Regions from separate parts of the Homo sapiens genome. Here region 2 is linked to region 1. Evidence: read pairs that join two places in POLR2A ChIA-PET (ENCODE). Cell type or tissue: endothelial cell of umbilical vein. All regions are shown on one strand.

What was found. ChIA-PET counts read pairs that join two places held together with the same protein. Peaks named below come from ENCODE experiments on the same cell type or tissue, not always from the same donor. Only the 100,000 strongest peaks of a DNase experiment are listed, where the experiment ranks them.
Region 2: POLR2A ChIA-PET joins it to region 1 with 8 read pairs; 4 of 35 experiments call an interaction of 5 or more read pairs at or near these places.

The regions. Positions count from the first base shown.
Region 1 is chr7:75,965,580-75,970,579 of GRCh38, forward strand. The region is part of intron 2 of POR (cytochrome p450 oxidoreductase); the gene reads left to right. Among named protein-coding and RNA genes, the nearest start is that of SNORA14A, 24 kb to the left of the region's middle. RefSeq lists an enhancer at 1,140-2,019. In endothelial cell of umbilical vein, no CTCF peak of the experiment used is centred here; a DNase peak (open chromatin) is centred at 2,092.
Region 2 is chr7:75,785,884-75,790,883 of GRCh38, forward strand. It overlaps a transcript of CCL26 not described here. Among named protein-coding and RNA genes, the nearest start is that of CCL26, 16 kb to the left of the region's middle. RefSeq lists enhancers at 1,661-2,520, 2,521-3,379. In endothelial cell of umbilical vein, no CTCF peak of the experiment used is centred here; no DNase peak of the experiment used is centred here.

The sequences.
Region 1 (5,000 bases):
CTGAGGGTATGGCCTTTTCTTTCTGTCACCGATGGGCTGAATAACCCTGAGTTTCTCTTCTCTGTCTCCGGAAAATTAGCCCTAGTCCTGGCCACCCCCTGGCTCAGGGTCACTGCTGAGGTCGTCAGAAGAGCATCAAGGCTTTTGCGTGTGTGGAACAGCACAGCAGGCTTTCTGAGCTTCACAGACTTGCTCACGGAGTCCTGATGTGAACACGTGCTGGAGGACATGGTCGGGGGGAATGAGGGAGCGGCAGCCCACCAGAGCCTTAGAGCATCCTGAGGACACGGCCCCAGGATCCTTGGGAAGGGCTGTGAGATGTGCTGCCTGAACGTGCCCGGGGCGCACTGCAGACAGGGTAAAGCCGGGGGAGGTGCACCTTGCTTGGGGAGCAGACAGGAACCCCGGGTGCTGGGCCACTGGGCCCTGGAGCTTTCACAGGCCTGGAGTTGAATTACCGCTTCACCCACCCTGAGCCTCACTGCCTTGTCAAGGTGGATAGAAACCCTTGCGCACTGCACAGGGTGGTGAGGATTAAACAAAATAAAATAGAAAGCTTCTTGAATGCTAGCCAGCATGCAGTAGGCACTCAGTAAGAAGTCATTCCCTTCGCCTGTTTTGTCTCTGACCTGTGGCCACTCACACCTGCTTTCACCTCCCCCTGCCTGTAGCCAGCTGTCTCCAGCAGCTGCCCTCCCCACGTGTTCATCAGAGTCCCTGTCCGCAGAGACAGCTGCTGGCTTCTGTCTGAGCTCCAGCAAACCACTTTCTGTTTTCACCAAAGACTGGCGTTTCCAACCATTAGCCCCATGCCACAAGGCTCTGAAGGTCAAGAAATCTGGGTCCGCCTAGCAGAGCCCACTCTCCGTCCTGCCAGAGCAGGCTGCCCCCAGCTCTGCTGCCATCGTGCCTCTGTGCCTCAGCCGCCACCCCTTCTCTCGCCGTGGGCACCCATGACCCTGGAGCCTGGAGAACTTGGCAGTAGACGCTAGGTTCTGAAAGGGAGCTGGTCCAAAGCAGCTTCCCCATGTGTTGCTAAGGGCAGGGGACAGTCTCAGGAGAAATCGAGTCCGCTGCAGAAAATCCAACCGGATTTGCAGTTTCCAGAAATGTTCCTCAGCGTCGCCTGTGACGGGAACAAAATGAACCGCACATCTCGGTTCATCTCGGTCCAAGTGACTCAGTGCTTTTCCCGCCCTCCCTCATCTTCCCCACGCAGTGGACTACAGCTGACTTCTGATCCTGAACCCAGAAAGACTCCTGCTCCCAATTTAGGCGTGGAGAGCCTTAATTGGAACCTTTCATGCTCCGTTCTGGAGCCACGTGGTCTGTGTGCTCCAGGCCTGGGACAGCTGCCACCTCTGTACGGCTGGAGCCTTGGGCTTTCTGGTTTTGTTTGTTTTTTCTTGAGACAGGGTCTCACTCTGTCAACCAGGTTGGAGTGCAGTGGCACAATCTTGGCTCACTGCAACCTTCACCTCAGCCTTCAGGCTCAAGTGATCCTCCTACCTCAGCCTCCCAAGTAGCTGGGATCACAGACGCACACCTCTACACCCGGCTAATTTTTGTATTTTTGGTAGAGACAGGCTGTTTCGCCATGTTGCCCAGGCTGGCCTCAAACTCCTGAGCTATGGCGTCCACCCACCTCGGCCTCCCAAAGTGCTGTACTGGTGTGAGCCACTGCACTCCGCCGAGCCTTGGGCTTTCGGATGGGCTGTTTGCACTCGGGAACCTCAGAAGGGTGCTCCCCAAGACAGAACATCACCACTGCAAACGGAGCCCACCTTGCCAGGCATTTCCCCAACTGCCCTGATGGGAGGGGAAGGTGTGTCTTTCATGGCACACAGGATGCTTCCCGCTGACATGGACCCAGTGTCTTAAGCTCTGTTTGCCCGCAATTCTTTTGTGTGGGGGAAGACAGGGACCAGACTTAATTTAATGTGATTGTGTGGCGCCCTGGCAGTGGGATCAGTGTGGCTTCCTTTATGGAGTGCAGCCCTGCCATAGCAACCTGCAGGCTGTCTTCTAGAGCCTAGAAGAGCTTTGTTCCGCAGACATGACTTCCTTTTTTTTTTTAATGGGAAACGGGGAGGGCGTGGGGAGAAGGGCTCTGATATAAACAGTTACCAAGGAGACCCGAGTCGGGGTTGGAAAGGTTTTCTCCTTCCCTCGGTCCATACAGAGGGAGGAGGGGTGTGTGCCCGGTGCAGGGACTCATGGGAGGCTTCACTCTGGAATCCTGAGTCCTGCCTGCTGGGGCTCCAGATGTTGCAGAGTTCTTGGGCTCATGGGGGCAGACGCAGGCAGGAGCTCAGGGAAATTCCGAGAGGACTTTGGGGTGTCCAGGAGCACTTTGAGGCCACGGGCCCAGGCAACTTCCTCACCAGTACGGAACAGGGGATGCACAGGGCCGAACTTTCCATCTGCTGGCCCCTGCTGGTGTCCAGGAGAGAGCTGTGACCCTCCTTTTTCCTTAAGTCCTGGAGCTGAGAGTGAGAAGCCATGGGGTGCACGTACTCGTCTCCACCTGAGGAGCCCGCTCTGAGAAGGTCAGTTCCTGACACTGTCCCTGGCGGCAGACTGCCCTCATGCCCCTTGGCCAGGGGACGCCTGCACCCTCACTCGAGTGTGGGAGACTTCCTCCTGGCGGGGACCTGCTGGAGGCCTGAAGATGCGGCTGCCTGGAGTTAACAGCAAGGTCAGCCATTCCCAGGGTTGCTGCCCCTGTCTCTGGCGAGGGACTCAGCCAGGCCTAGGCACTGGTGGCCCCTCTGGTCCAGGACTTGCACGCTGCATTTCCCTGCTTCCAAAGGAAGGAATTTGGACTGGAGACCAGGAAGGCCTCATGCACCCTCTTCTCTGCCTATAAATAATCAGGTCCCCCATGCAAATCCAGGTCTGAGGTCCTCCGATGGAATGGAGCCCATTCAGAGCAGTCCAGTGTGGGCCCTCTCGGGCTAAGCCCGTGAACTTTGCTTCTTGGAGCCCCCAGCAGGGCCTTGGGTTGGGAAGGGAGTTTCCTGGCACCCTCCCCGGCAGGATGGGTTTAACCAGCAGGAACTTGAAGGAATTGTTCTGTGTTGCGCCGGTGACCTAGAGGCACAGGTCCGCCTCCAGCTCCTTGGGTTCCCTTTTCCCCCCTGGACCACTCACACTTCCTGGGTGAACCCTAGCCTTGGGGCAGAGCAGGCTGGCACACCTTGTCCACTCTGACGTTCCAGCCCAGAGGCTCCCCTGTCCACTCCCAGGGCCAGCCAGCCTGGCATTCTGCTTTGTCCAACTGCGTCAGGAGGTCACATGGAAGCCCTCCTCCCCCGCCACTTGCCGGGCTTCTGGGATGGGAGCCGAGCTTGGAAGTTGCCATCCCTTGGCACCCCGCTTCCCGTGGGGCTGTCTCTCCAGGGGGCCGTTTTCTATTCCTGAGAAGACAGCCCAGCTCGTCCAAGAGGCCTTTCCCGGTTTCTTCAGCCATAAGCGTCTGCTCCCTTTGAAGCCCTGTGGCGTGAACCTGTCCTGTCCCATCCGTCCCTGTGGCGTGAACTGTGCCATCCATCTATGTGGTCTTAGCACATGCCACCTTGTGCCATGGATGTCTTTGAAATCACAGGCTGACCGCCTTCCAGGGAATGCCCTTTTTTCTACTGGGTGTTAACCAAGTTCCCCAGTCAGGCACTGGGGAGGCTGCAATAACCAGATGCAGCTCTTTAATAATAGTGTGGGCACGAGAGGGGCGGGGCCTGTGCAGTCCCGTGCCTGTCTAGTGTCAGAGCCAGGATTTAAAGCCAGGTCCGCCCTGCCACGTGGCTCTTCCCATCTTGCTGGGATCCTCCTCGGAGGCTGTCTTCCCCTGGCTGGAGGATTGGGCCTGTGAAGTCACAGGTTGTCTCGTTCTAGTCTCATGCCCTCGGTGCCTGGCGCAGTGCCTCCCGTGCCCCCACCTGGCTGGCCTGTGTTACCCGCCAGGCACTCACGGGGCACTGGAGTTTGCTCTTGTCCTTTTCTTCAGCAAATCTTCAGATCCACTTTGTTGGAGATGGAACTTCCCTGGAAGCATCTGTCCTTTGAGTAGAGATAGGGGTTGGCTTTTCAGCTGATGCCAGGTCAGACCTCAGAGGTGGCTAGGGAGTGAGAAGTGCCCTCAACAGCCTCTTAGTCCGCCCCTGCCAGCCTCGTGCTGGACAGAGAACTCAGGGCTGGCCACCCTAGGAGGAGACACGGCGTCCTGTGCCGTGTGCTAGGCGTCGCGCTCATGGCAGGGATACACAGACAGCCCCCAAGGTTATTCAACCCAGGCTTCCAGTTAAGCCACAGGAATGTGCAGAGTAAAGTGCCTTGGCCGACCAGTGTGTGTGCCACAGCGAAGACGGCGACAGTAGCGTTGCTGCGTGAGGGGCAGGGACGGCCTCTGGGAGAGGAAAGTTAAGTTCTGTGGTAAAGGATGAGTAGAAGGTGGGAAGGGGTCACAGGAAGGGCCTTGTAGGCCCAGGGAGCCGCGTGGAAATGTGAGTAGCTTAGCGTAGCCCAGAGAGGTGGGAAATGGGGCCGGGCCACTGCGGGAGGGGTGTTCAGAATCGGCCACTTTTCTCTTGTTTAAAATATCTGCTCTGCTGGGGTCCCCTTACTCAGGGTGTAGCTATTCTAATTATCCTTATTGTTGGAGGCTTCAAAATCAATCAGTCGGGCCCCACATGTACCACTTCTGTTTATTTATATCGGTTGGTTGGTTGATTTACAGGGTCTCCCTCTGTCTCCCGGGCTGGAACCCGGGTGTTTGAAGCTGCAGTGAGCTATGATCGCACCGCACGGTCATGTGATCGCACAGTGGTGAGATCATCGCCCACTGCAGCTTCAAACACCCAGGTTCAAGGGATCCTCCCACCTCAGCCTCCTGAGTAGCTGGGACCACAGGCACAGACCACCACACCGGGCTAATTAAAAAAAATTTTTTTTTTTAGAGGTAGAGTATTGCTGTTTTACCCAGGCTGGTCTCAAACTGGCCT
Region 2 (5,000 bases), 180 kb before region 1:
CTGTAGCCTTTTTGTCCAAACAACTTGACCTTGCTGTTTTAGGCCAGCCATCATGTCTCCATGCAGCGGCTGCTGCCACCCTAATACTTTTAGAGGCCCTCAAAATCGCAAACTATGCTCAACTCACTCTCTACAGTTCTCATAACTTCCAAAATCTATTGTCTTCCTCACACCTGACACATATACTTTCTGCTCCCTGGCTCCTTCAGCTATACTCAGTCTCTGTTGAGTCTCCCACAATTACCATTGTTCCTGGCCCAGACTTCAATCCGGCCTCCCACATTATTCCAGATACAACACCTGACTCCCATGACTGTATCTCTCTGATCCAGCTGACATTCACCCCATTTCCGCATATTTCCTTCTTTCCTGTTCCTCACCCTGATCACATTTGGTTTATTGATGGCAGTTCCACCAGGCCTGATCGCCACTCACCAAAAAAGGCAGGCTATGCTATAGTATCTTCCACATCTATCATTGAGGCTACCGCTCTGCCTCCCTCCACTACCTCTCAGCAAGTCAAACTCATTGCCTTAACTCGGGCCCTCACTCTTGCAAAGGGACTACGCGTCAATATTTATACTGACCCCATATCCTGCGCCACCATACTGTTTTATGGGCTGAAAGGTTTCCTCCCTCGTAAGGGTCCTCCATCATTAATGCCTCTTTAATAAAAACTCTTCTCAAGGCCGCTTTACTTCCAAAGAAAGCTGGAGTCAAAGCAGGGCCATCAAAAGGCATCAGATCCCGTAGCTCAGGGCAACGCTTATGCTGATAAGGTAGCTTTTAAAGAAGCAGCTAACGTTCCAATGGCCAGTTTTTCTTCTTCTCATCGGTCACTCCCACCTACTCTCCCACTGAAACTTCCACCTATCAATCTTTTCCCACACAAGACAAATGGTTCTTAAACCAAGGAAAATATCTCCTTCCAGCCTCACAGGCCCATTCTATTCTGTCATTTCATAACCTCTTCCATGTAGGTTACAAGCTGCTAGCCCGCCTCTTAGAAACTCTCATTTCCTTTCCATCATGGAAATCTATCCTCAAGGAAATCATTTATCAGGGTTCCATCTGCTATTCTACTACTCCTCAGGGATTGTTCAGGCCCCATCCCTTTCCTGCACATCAAGCTGGGGGATTTGCCCCCGCCCAGGACTGGCAAATTGACTTTACTCACCCTGAGTCAGGAAACTAAAATACCTCTTGGTCTGGGTAGACACTTTCACTGGATGGGTAGAGGCCTTTCCCACAGGGTCTGAGAAGGTCACTGCAGTCATTTCTTCCCTTCTGTCAGACGTAATTCCTCGGTTTGGCCTTCCCACCTCTATACAGTCCGATAATGGACTGGCCTTTATTAGTCAAATCACCCAAGCAGTTTCTCAGGCTCTTGGTATTCAGTGGAAACTTCGTACCCCTTACCATCCTCAATCTTCAGGAAAGGTAAAACGGACTAATGGTTTTTTAAAGACACACCTCACCAGCCGGGCACAGTGGCTCACGCCTGTAATCCCAGAACTTTGGGAGGCTGAGGCGGGCAGATCACAAGGTCAGAAGATCAAGATCATCCTGGCTAACATGGTGAAACCCCGTCTGTACTAAAAATACAAAAAAATTAGCCAAGCGTGGTGGCAGGCACCTGTAGTCCCAGCTACTCGGGAGGCTGAGGCAGGAGGATGGTGTGAACCTGGGATGTGGAGCTTGCAGTGAGCCGGGATCACACCACTGCACTCCAGCCTGGGCGACAGAGTGAGACTCCGTCTCCAAAAGCAAAAAAAAAAAAAAAAAAAAAAAGACACACCCCCCAAGCTCAGCCTCTCAACTTAAAAAAAAAAATAAAAGGACTCTGTCAAAAACAGAGCCCAAAAACTCACCAACCAAACAAGTAATTACACTAAACCCCCTTGGACACTCTCTAATTGGATGTCCTGGGTCCTCCCAATTCTTAGTCCTTTAATACCTGTTTTTCTCCTTCTCTTATTCGGAACTTGTGTCTTTCGTTTAGTTTCTCAATTCATACAGAACGGCATCCGGGCCTTCACCAATCGTTTTATATGACAAATGCTCTTTTTAACAACCCCACAATATCGCCCCTTACCACAAAAATCTTCCTTCAACTTAATCTCTCCCACTCTAGGTTCCCATGCCGCCCCTAATCCTTCTCGAAGCAGCCCTGAGAAATATCGCCCATTATCTCTCCATACCACCCCCAAAAATTTTCGCCGCCCCAATACTTTACCACTATTTCGTTTTATTTTTCTTATTAATATAAGAAGACAGGAATGTCAGGCCTCTGAGCCCAAGCTAAGCCGTCGTATCCCCCAGTGACCTGCACGTATACATCCAGATGGCCTGAAGTAACTGAAGAATCACAAAAGAAGTGAAAATGGCCTGTTCTTGCCTTAATTGATGACATTACCTTGTGAAATTCCTTCTCCTGGCTCATCCTGGCTCAAAAGCTCCCCCACTGAGCACCTTGTGTCCCTCACCCCTGCCCGCCAGAGAACAACCCCTTTTGACTGTAATTTTCCATTACCTACCCAAATCCTATAAAACGGCCCCACCCCTATCTCCCTTGGCTGACTCTCTTTTTGGACTCAGCCCGCCTGCACCCAGGTGACTAAAAAGCTTTATTGCTCACACAAAGCCTGTTTGGTGGTCTCTTCACATGGACGCGAGTGAAACCCATCTCTACTAAAAGTACTAACATTAGCCAGGTGTGGTGGTGTGCGTCTGTAATCCCAGCTACTCAGGAGAATCCCTTGAACTCGGGAGGTGGAGATTGCAGTGAGCCAAGATCACACCACTGCACTCTAGTCTGGGCGACAGAGCAAGACTCCGTCCAAAAAAAAAAAAAGAAGAAAAAAAAAGATGGGAGTCAGAAGAGTGGTCACCCTTTGGGGCAACTGACTTAAAGCGGTTTCAAGGGGGCGTTCTGGGGGCTGGTATGCTCTGTTCCTTTATCTGGGTGCTGGTTCACCTTTTAACCCTTGTGGAAATTCTTTGAGTTGTACTCTTAGAGTTTGCATACCTTTCTTTTCTCTTTTTCTTGTTTTTTAAGATAGGATCTCACTCTGTCACCCAGGCTGGAGTGCAGTGATGCTGTCATAGCTCACTGCAGCCTCAACTTTCCAAGGCTCAAGGGATTCTCCCTCCTTAGCCACCCGAGTAGCCAGGACTACAGGTGCGCACCACCGTGCCCAGTTCATTTTTTGATTTTTTTTTTTTTTTTTGTAGAGATGTGGCGGGCGGGGGGGTCTCTCTGTGTTGCCCAGGCTGGTCTCAAACTCCTGGCCTCAAGTGATCCTCCTGCCTCAGCCTCCCAAAGTGCTGGGATTATAGGTGCCAGCCACCGTGCCTGGCCTGCGTACTTTTCTATATGTATATTATATTTCAATAAATTAGTAAAGAGGAATGAAATGATATGGCGAATAAACAAAACAAATAATTCTGCAGTTAAGGAAATGTAATATGGGAGCCATGGCCTCCCTACGTTCTCTCCCTCCTTCCTTGAGATGAGAATATTTCTCTCTCTCTCTCTCTTTGCCACTCTTCTGGGAACATCCATTTCTCTTTTTCTCTTTTTTTTTTTTTTTTGCCAGAATGTTTCTCATTTCAAGAGAAAGTGCTGGCTGCCTACAGCATGTCAGACCCCAGCTGTTTTCCATACTTCTGCCTTTCCCTGCCTTTGGCAATGGAGTCTATCCTCTGAAAATTCTCTTCTGCAATGAGAAACCCCCACACTTTGCCCCCCTCCCCACCACCAAACAAGGCCCATTACTTCCTTCCAAACCCCAACCTGGCAGGTTCCCAGAAACAAAGTCCCTGACCCTTACCTGGGGTCTTTGGCTCAGCCTCAATTCCAGACTCCTGGCTCATCCTCCAGAGCTTGCTAGTGCTGCTCCAGTCCCTGGGATCTGCGGTACCCCTGGGACCCCAAGTCAAGACCTCCTCTTGGCTTACGTAAGGACATTTACAAACAGCCATTCCCAAATAACTCACATTTCTGAGGTTCTGGGTGGACAATGAATTCTTGGGGTATATTATTCAACCCAGTACAGATGTATTGCAGAAATAATCTCCCATCCCACAGATTGCCTTTCTACGTCTTACGGTTCTCCCTCCCTCCCTCCCTCCCTTCCTTCCTTCCTTCCCTCCATTCCTCCCTACCTCTCTTTCTTTCTTTCCCTTCTTTTCTTCCTTCTTCCCCAGCTCTCTCCCTCCTTTTCTCTTTCTTTTTCTTTCTTTCTTTCTCTCTCTCTCTTTCTGTCTCTCTCCCTTCCTTCCTTCCTTCCTTCCTTTCTTTCTTTCTTTCTTTCTTTCTTTCTTTCTTTCTTTCTTCCTTCCTTCCTTCCTTCCATCCTCCCTCCCTCCCTCCCTCCATACCTCTTTCTCTCTCTTTCTTTTCTTTTTCTTTTCTTTGCAGTGGTGCAATCATAGCTCCCTGCAACCTCAAGATCCTGGGCTCAAGCAGTCCTCCCACCTCAGCCTTCTGAGTAGCTGGAACTACAGGCATGCACCACCATGTTCTGCTAACTTAAAAAAAAAATTGTAGAGATGGGGTCTTGCTGTGTTGCCCAGGCTGGTCTTGAATTCCTGGCCTCAATCTCCTGGACTTAAGTGATCCTCCCACCTCAGCCTCCCAAAGTGCTAGGATTACAGGCAGGAGCTGCTGTGCCTGGCCTCTTATGGATGTCTTCTAATGGATTTTAATATAGTTTTATTTATCAGCTTTCCTCCTGTATGGGTAAGTGATTATACCCTGTTTATAAAACATTTGAGGCTGGACATGGTGGCTCACACCAGTAATCCCAGCACTGTGGGAGGCCGAGGCAGGCAGATCACTGGAGGTCAGGAGTTCAAGACCAACCTGGCCAATGTGGTGAAATCCCGTCTCTATTAAAAATACAAAAATTAGCCAGGTGTGATAGTGAGTGCCTGTAGTCTCAGCTACTCGGGAGGCTGAGGCAGGAGAATAGCTTGAGTTTGGAAGGTGGAGTTTG